Regions from separate parts of the Homo sapiens genome. Here region 1 is linked to region 2. Evidence: chromatin loops called from intact Hi-C (ENCODE). Cell type or tissue: mammary epithelial cell. All regions are shown on one strand.

Evidence for each region. Peaks named below come from ENCODE experiments on the same cell type or tissue, not always from the same donor. Only the 100,000 strongest peaks of a DNase experiment are listed, where the experiment ranks them.
Region 1: it touches region 2 in a loop (4-fold over the local background); 1 of 110 quality-filtered maps calls a loop at or near these places.

What each region holds. Positions count from the first base shown.
Region 1 is chr5:3,602,307-3,606,306 of GRCh38, forward strand. It overlaps LOC107986399 (a long non-coding RNA gene), which reads left to right and starts at 3,254. Exons shown (of 2, transcript XR_001742554.2): 1 at 3,254-4,000. In mammary epithelial cell, a CTCF peak has its summit at 793; DNase peaks (open chromatin) are centred at 635 and 2,375; H3K4me3 peaks cover 977 bases; H3K27ac peaks cover 3,885 bases.
Region 2 is chr5:4,244,311-4,248,310 of GRCh38, forward strand. No RefSeq gene overlaps it. Among named protein-coding and RNA genes, the nearest start is that of LINC02063, 110 kb to the left of the region's middle. In mammary epithelial cell, no CTCF peak of the experiment used is centred here; a DNase peak (open chromatin) is centred at 2,331.

The sequences.
Region 1 (4,000 bases), 640 kb before region 2:
TGGGGAAAGGCCTAGGAGCCTGGACATCGCTGCGGATCCGGGACATCAGCATCAGTGGGTTCGGAGCGGGACGCGCGCCACGCGCCGCAGCAGGCACCTTCAGGAGGCTTTGCGGACCCGGCGCGGGGCCTTCAGGGCGCAGGCGACTCAGCGTTGAATGCGTGAAAACTGAGCCAGCAAACATTTCCAAAACTGCCAGCGAGGATGTGGGCTGCCGGGAAAAACGGTCTAGTGGGGACAGGGCCGAGTCCCGAAGTCAGAGCCGAGTCCCGAGGTCAGAGCGGCCGTCCTCCGCTCGCACCCCCAGCCTGTGACCCGCCCTTCCCGGCTTGCTCGAGACCCACTGGCGCCAGTGCTGCGCGTGGGGACTCCGTGCATGGCCGAAGCGAGGGGGAAAGTCGGGGCGCTGGTGTCTTTTCAGAGGTTCCAGGAAAGAGGGAGGCTCGCGTTAGGACTAGGAGGTGCCAGTCCACGGCTCCTACCCGCTCCCGACGCCCGCATCCTTCTACAGCCCTCCACCCCGTTCCTGGTCCCTGTAGAGGGGAAGGTCCTCTCCCTGCCCCGAGGCGGGAGGAAAAGCGGCGAAGAGGAGGCTCGAAGGGCGCCGCGTAGGGCAAGTGGGCCGAGGACACCGGGGGCGCGTCGGGGAGCGGGGAGTGGGCGGGGTGGGATGAGGCAGGGAGGAGCCGGGCCGGAGCGGAGTGGAGTGGACCGCGGGCGGACGGACTCGGGCCGGGCCCCGGGGAGCAGCTCCGCAGTCGGAATGGACGTGCTCCAGGCGCCCTCTATGGTCCGAAAGCGGAATGCGGCCTTGAGCAGCGCCCATCTCGCTCCTGGGGTGTGGGGGCAACTCTGGGGGCGCTGGGCCTTGGGGCTCCGTGGGCACGAGCCTGCATTTGTAGTGATGGGAACCAATTTGTGTTCCAAGGCTGCACCCACTGGTTCTTTTTGTGTGTTTTGGGGGAGTGCCGGGCCTGCAGGTTAGGCTACTGGCATTTGGAGGGAGTGGGCACTGGGCTCTACGTGGGGTGCTCTTACTGTCCAGTGCCTTCCTTGCTAAATCAGAGAGGTGTTTCTCATCTGCCCTCGGCCCTAGTCCTTCATGGATCATCAGAGCCCTGGGCTCATCATTCCAGAGGTTCTGCAATGGGGCCCTAGAGCCTACTTTGACTGCTGGGCCCAAATGGATCTTGTGTCCTTAGCCAAATCGTGTCTCTAGAGAGACTTGACCAGCTACGCCCTTCGCCTCTGGTGAGGAATTGTGTTCCCAGCCACAGAGACATGCTGCTCCAGCAACCAGTGTGCTGGGAGATGCCTTCTGGGTGACGCTGGAAACAGCAGGTTGGATTCAGGTGGGCCAGGTAGAGTTCTCTGCCCCTGGGCAAGCTCAGCTCTTTATTTCCCTGAATCAAATTGGATGGTCTGTGCTGGCGCCTGCTGCTTTGCACACCCCTATTTCCACCCTTTCCTGATTTTTTTGTCAATGCAAGACATTTGGGAACCCCCCCCACCCCCACAAGAACTGCTGCTGAGGTGGCTCGGCCAGCACGTGCTCATCCTTGGGAGTCCTGGCTACTGAGCTGCGTGGCCTAGAGTCATGAAAGGTCTGTGCACCTTCCTGAGAGCTAGGTTTTCCATACAAGGAAATCAGATCGCCAGCCTCAGAATTATTTTTCTCCAGTGAAAAGCTAAAATGAATTTGTGATGGAGCACTGAAGGCATTTTTGTCCTTTGGGCACTATTTGTTTACATCTTTCTGGCCACGGGAGCCATCTAGGTGTGCAGGCTCCCATGGGAACACCCCACGTGCCTGGTGCTTCAGCTCCTGAAAAATCTGGAGTGGACATAGAAAATCCACAAATATCCTTTGCTTCTAAAAACAAAGCCCTGTTAGTTCTGGAGGAGCTTTCTGCCTGAGGAAAGGGGCTTCCCTACCTCAGCAGTGCCCAGGATGGTTTCAGAGGTGGCAGCTGCTCTGTGGCCAGCAGGGAGGAGACAGTCCCTGAACAGACTAAGGGGAGATTGTCCACAGGACCAATTTCCAGACATTTCTTGTCATCAGAAATGGGTTTCCTATAGAAAAGTTCCCTTTTCTGGTTATACTGGGCTTTTTCTGGAGGGGTGTGTGTGTGTGGGGGGGGGAACAAGACACAAATCTGGTCCCGGGCTCCCGCGTTCTGTGTTACAGCCCTGGCAGCCCCAGCCCAAAGGTTGAGCTGGAGTCTCTGAAATCTCCCTGCTCCCACCATCCTGCCCACCGCCCTCTGATCAATTTCATTCACCAGCACATTTATCTCGCCTGCAATATGGGGAATTCATATTCATATCTTGGTTTTAGTGGTCTGACACTGATTAATGTAATACGCGCCTCGGCTCCAAGGGGTGCGCCACCGATGAATCATGCCCTATAAAGTTTCAGTCGTCCTTGTAGATGGGACTCTGCCAGAGAGCAAGGAAGCTGGAGTGAGGGAGGGAGGCAGAAAGGAGAGAGGACACGGTGGGTCACAGCACCCAGGGGTACCTGGGACAGGCACTGGCCTTTGGCTTTTCAACATGGAGGATTCAGGCAGGCCCTGTCCTCTCTGCTTTTGAATCTCTTGCCTGAGAGGGGAATCCTAATTCCACCCTCCCCTGCCCAACCCAACCATGATGCCAGTGGGTCGCTGGTGCCTCCTCTCACAGAGGCAAGGTCTAGGGTGGGGTTGGGGATTCCAAGTGGAGATGGGGTTTGTGGACTTCGACTTGGGAAGAGTGGACCACTGAATGCACTTCTCAAAATGACAGGGCCCTGTTTGTTGGTGGGGACTGCAAGTTGGAGGTCAAAAAAAAAGGGAAGGTAGCAGAGCCTGGGGAGGGTCGCCTGCAAGGCTGGGGGAGCATTGGCCCCACGGAGGAGCGGAGCTTCGTGGTGCCCTTGTGGAAAGAACTTGCAAGGCCAGAGGAACCTCCAGTGGTCAGTGGCCACTGCCTCTGCAACGCGGGCCACACCACAGGACCCAGCACTGCCATAGGAGTCAGCCAGGCTCTGAGCCCTCCAGAAAGGAAAGGGAGGCTTTGGGGAGCCACACACTGAGCGTGCTCCCAATGCCTGGTGACTTCTCTGTCCCCACAGAGGGCCCTGCCATCTCACTGGCCCCGAAGTCAGCATGTGGCACCAGGTGGGGAGGGAATGTGGGGTGGCCCTGGGGCCGTAAGTCCAAGTTGGGGGCCGGGAGACAGGGCAAACAGTGGAGGGGGCGCATTCTGGGGGAATTAAGAAGCCCACCCACCTTTAGGTGTCCCTTGAGCCAGCGAGCGTGGGGAATGCGTAGATGTGTGGAAGGAGAGCTCCCCACTCAGGGCACCCAGCCGCCTCTCCCACCCGGAGACTTTTTCTGTGACTTGGCCGCCGACCCTGGCGCATGGACAACCCCAGAGCAATAGGAGCGGCTCCAGGGAGAGGCCATGCTTTCCAGGTCTTCTCCGGCACTCCCCACAAAGCCAGCGACTCCAATTATGACTCCTGAGCTGAGAGGCCTGCCAAGGTCATCCCACGGGGGCTGCTGGCCGCCTTTTGTACCCGGTGACTGGCGGCTGGACGCGGATCCCCTTCCCTCGCCCCAGAATGACGTCTGAAAATGGACCTCTTAGGGCGAGCGCGGACGGGGCCAGATGCCAAGGCGGTCCCGGCCCGGTGACTTCAGCACTGCGAGCCCTGGGCCTGGGGGCCCCGAGTATTTTGAGGGGCCCAGGAAAATGGTTTAATTTTTTTCGTATAAAAATACCCGGTAATTTTTGGGTCGAAGAAAATGTGTTAATGTCTATCAATATATTCATCTTCATACCAATGGAGTGGTAAAACAAAATTTTTAATAAGTTTCTCACGAAGAAGGAGTCTGCCTTAGGCCCACGGAAGTCACCACGTGGCCTGGGACTGAGGAGGCTTCAGGAGCGACCTAAAATGTTAGGATTGCTCTAAATGAGGAGGCAGAGAAAGGGCGGCCTTGAACCCGGGAGGGAG
Region 2 (4,000 bases):
TTCCAAACCCTCTGCCATAACCCAGGTGAGGGATGAGCTGGCCAAAGGAGCTCCCAGGGCGGCAGGACACATTCGCGTGGGGCGCGGAGCTCACAGCTGGGCTGGTTTGGGAGAGCTTCCTTTATTCACACACCATTTGTAAAGACAGATGTTTACAAAGCAACCCTTAATGATCAAACCGGTTTTAGAAATTGGTCTTGCAGTTGGAGAAGAGGCTGCTACCAGGTTTACATTTTCAGTGTCACTTACTTCGAACATTTTCCTCTGAAGATTATGTAGGCAAAAGAGAGAAAGACGGAGAGAGGCTGATTAAAACAAACACACAAGCCACCACTCTCTTATGTGGAATGGTTTTGTTCGTTATTTCTTACATAGAAAACTAATTTATAGCAATATAACTTTACTCTAGTTAAATTTGCAGGGAGCAAATTTGATTTTTATTTAAAATTTATTTAAAATCAATGATTAATTTTTAAGCCGGTGAGTAGTTTCTTCATATACACAACACAGAAACAGTTCATAAAACTTTATTTTATGGTTATTTTAAATTTTGAAATGAAAAATAATGCCTACATGTTTTTAATAAGATGGTAACATATTCATTACATTAAGAAAGACAGCGTTTTTCCTTTTCCCACAATATCTTAGCCATCTAAAAAAATTATCATATGATAAACCATGAAAGCAGTTTATTAGAGCTTGAATCATTTTTTAAAGTCAATTTTTTTCTTTTCATGGTGAATGTTGAATTAGAGAGAAAACATGTGAGAATCTGAGCTCGTTAAAAGCACAGGGCTTTCTTTTCTTTTTTCCCCGTTTTCCTTCTCTTTCTTCTCCTCCCTCCCTTTCTCTTCCTCCTCATTCTGCTGCCTCTTCCTCCATTTCTTCTTCCTTTCTCTCCTTCATCTGTCCTTTCCTCCATCCCCTTTCCTCTCTTCCTCCCTTTTTTTCTCCCCTCATCCTTTCTTCCTCTTCTCCCTACTTTTCTTTCTTTCTTCCTCTCCTTCTCCCTATTTGTCTCCTTTTCTCCCATTTCCTTTGTCTTTCTCTCCTCTCTCCTTTGTTCCTTCTTTCCTCCCTTCTTTTTCCTTTCCTTCCTTCCTTCTGTCCCTCCTTCCTTCCACCTCTGCTTTCTTTTTCACCAAGCATATGCAAAACACAGCTGAATGCAGCCTGGGTTCAACAGTACATGAAACTATGGAAGACACCCAGGGGCAGATTAACACACTGAAGCTCAAATGCTGCTTCCCTCTCTCCCTTTTCTGGCCCACTGCGCTCATGGTCTCATAACTTTTCAACTTCATGAAGAACAAAGTTCTGTTTGTTCACCAAGTCCTTGCTTAGAGCGACTATACGCAAAGAAACAGATGTGATGACAGCACGATCCTTTCCCTCCGCTAGGAGACTAGAGAGGCAGGATTACCAGGCAGTGCTTGCAGAACAAGCGGCTGTTCTAACCTGACCTCGTTCTCCTCCTTGGGTTTTCCCAGGAAGCCTCATCCCTAAAGCCCTTGATTAGTGATTACCGTTGATTAGTGAAAACCTTTGATTAGTGATTGAGCGTACTGATGACTTCATGAGGACTGAAAGAGGGGCGCATCTCATTACATGTCCAGTGCAAAGGGGGATCCACACATGTCTCCCGTCTCCCCAAGCCTTCTCTGCCCTGTCTTCAGTGGGGCCCACTTTGTTTGACTTTTTTTTCCTTGTAGAATCCAGACACTTATTTATAGTTTTCTACCCACAATTTTTTACTCCCACGTCATGTCAAATTCCCACAGCACCCCTATTTTGCAAAACATCGTTTCCTTTTACTTAAATCTAAATTCCACTGCTAATCAGACGTTGGGTGTTGAATTTTCACCCCAAATCAGCTTTTCAAGACATCTCTGTCTTGGCTTTTGCATTTTTGGAAAAATTGCAAATCACTGTCCACAAGGCACTTCTATCACATCCTGAAAGTATGGGATGGCCTTGGTGTTGCAGCTTGTAACCTGTACGCAGGGCAGGCTTCAGGGCAGCCTTCTGCCCACATGGGCATCAGGCTAATCTCTGTCTCCTTCCTCAGTGCTCCATCCCCTGTTCACGACCAAAAGGAATCGCCTATGTAGAGTTGGGTCACATGGAACAGCAGAGATACTGTCGGTGCACTGCTTTATCTCTTCTGCTGAATAAAATACCTGTGGGATTTTGTACAATAGATATTAACATCAACCTGAAGCCCAAATGTATAAGTAGGTAGAGAGAGAGAGTTGGAAGTAGCTTGTAAGTGTTCATGGCACAGGTCACAGGTGAGTCAGCAACCAGCAGGTAAGCAGGTTGGCCCAGGTCCATTCATTTTGTTGAGGAGCCAGGAGACATACTTTTCGTTGACTGTCATTAGTAAGGAAACTGCCTAATTAGTTATAGGATTTGTGTATCAGCTTCTTCCCCTGTATTTCCCAATAAGCCACAAGCTACAGCCAAGAGCTCAAAAAGCTTCAGATCAGATATTTTTGTCAGTAACACTTTACCAGCCATGTGCTTCTCATTGCCCCACTTCAGGGGACACAATGCCATGTGGTCACATTTTTAGTGATGCTAATTTTGATTGCTTAGTTAAAGTCATTACACACCAACCTCTCCATTCTAAATGTATTTCTTTTTTCATCAGCAACCCACAAATAATGATTTCATATCTATTGACAGCCTTTACCTGGCACCAATCTCTTTTATGGGATTTACAGAATGGTGGTTTTTTTTACGACTGTCATTAAAATAATTATTAGATAGCATTCTTCTATAAAGAACTTTCTTCCTTCAATTGCAGATGAGCTACTCTTCCTCTTCCTAAACAAACAAACATGACAAAATAGATGCTTAGTTCTTTTCCTCTACTTGTATAATTTTACAGCCAGACATGGTGGCTCACGCCTGTAATCCCAGCATTTTGGGAGGCTGAGGCGGGGGGATCATTTGAGGTCAGGAGTTCAAGACCAGCCTGGCCAACATGGTGAAACCCCATCTCTACTAAAAATACAAAAAAAATTAGCTGGTCATGGTAATGGGCACCTATAATCCCAGCTACTCAGGAGGCTGAGGCATGAGAATCTCTTGAACCCAGGAGGCAGAGATTTCTGTGAGCCGAGATTGTACCATTGGACTCCAGCCTAGGCAACAGAGCAAGACTCAGTCTCAAAAAAAAAAAAAAAAAAACAAGAACAAACAAAAAAAATTTACAACAAAGTTCTGGTGTAATAATAAACCCCAATGTGGCCAAATGTGTTTCTTTCTCTCTTTCTCAATGTACTATGGTCTCAAAGATTTTTTTTTTATAACAACTTGTATTTATTATGTCTTTTGATGCCAAAGTCACTCCAGTTTGACTTGTGCTTCCCCTACCAACCTTGCTCCAGCATCCTTTTGATATGCTGGTGTTAGCCCTTTGGGTCCAACAACACATCCAGGCTCTTTTTGTATACTGTCTGCTTCAGAACTAGAACCACTATTCTTTCAACAAGACTTGGTTCCAGTTAGTAGGGAGAAATATTTATAAAACAACATGTGGGTGAAAGGTATGTTCATTACTACCAGGAGTCATCGCTTCTAGATTTTTCAATGTATAGAAATAGTAAAAATACATGAAAAATTATGAACACATATTAATATTTTGAATTATGTTTAAAATGATCATATTTTTGATGCCTATGATTTTATGTTTGTATCTCTTTTTCCTTAAACTTGAAGTCATGGCTTCTAGTGTTTGTATATTTGCTTGTTTGTTTCATCCAAAATATATAAAATAGATTAAAAATCATATACCACTGTTAATACATTCAATTAAACCAATGAGTAAAGTTAGAATATTTTCGATTTCTTTGTTGTCCTTAGAATAAGTTTCATGGAAGATGAAAGTTAGTGCACAGTGTGCCGATGTCATCTGGAGCCCTTCTTTTCTCTGGGTGGTTGTGTTGTCAATCTGACATGTTATTGGGGTTGTATGGTCCAGTTTGTTTTAACT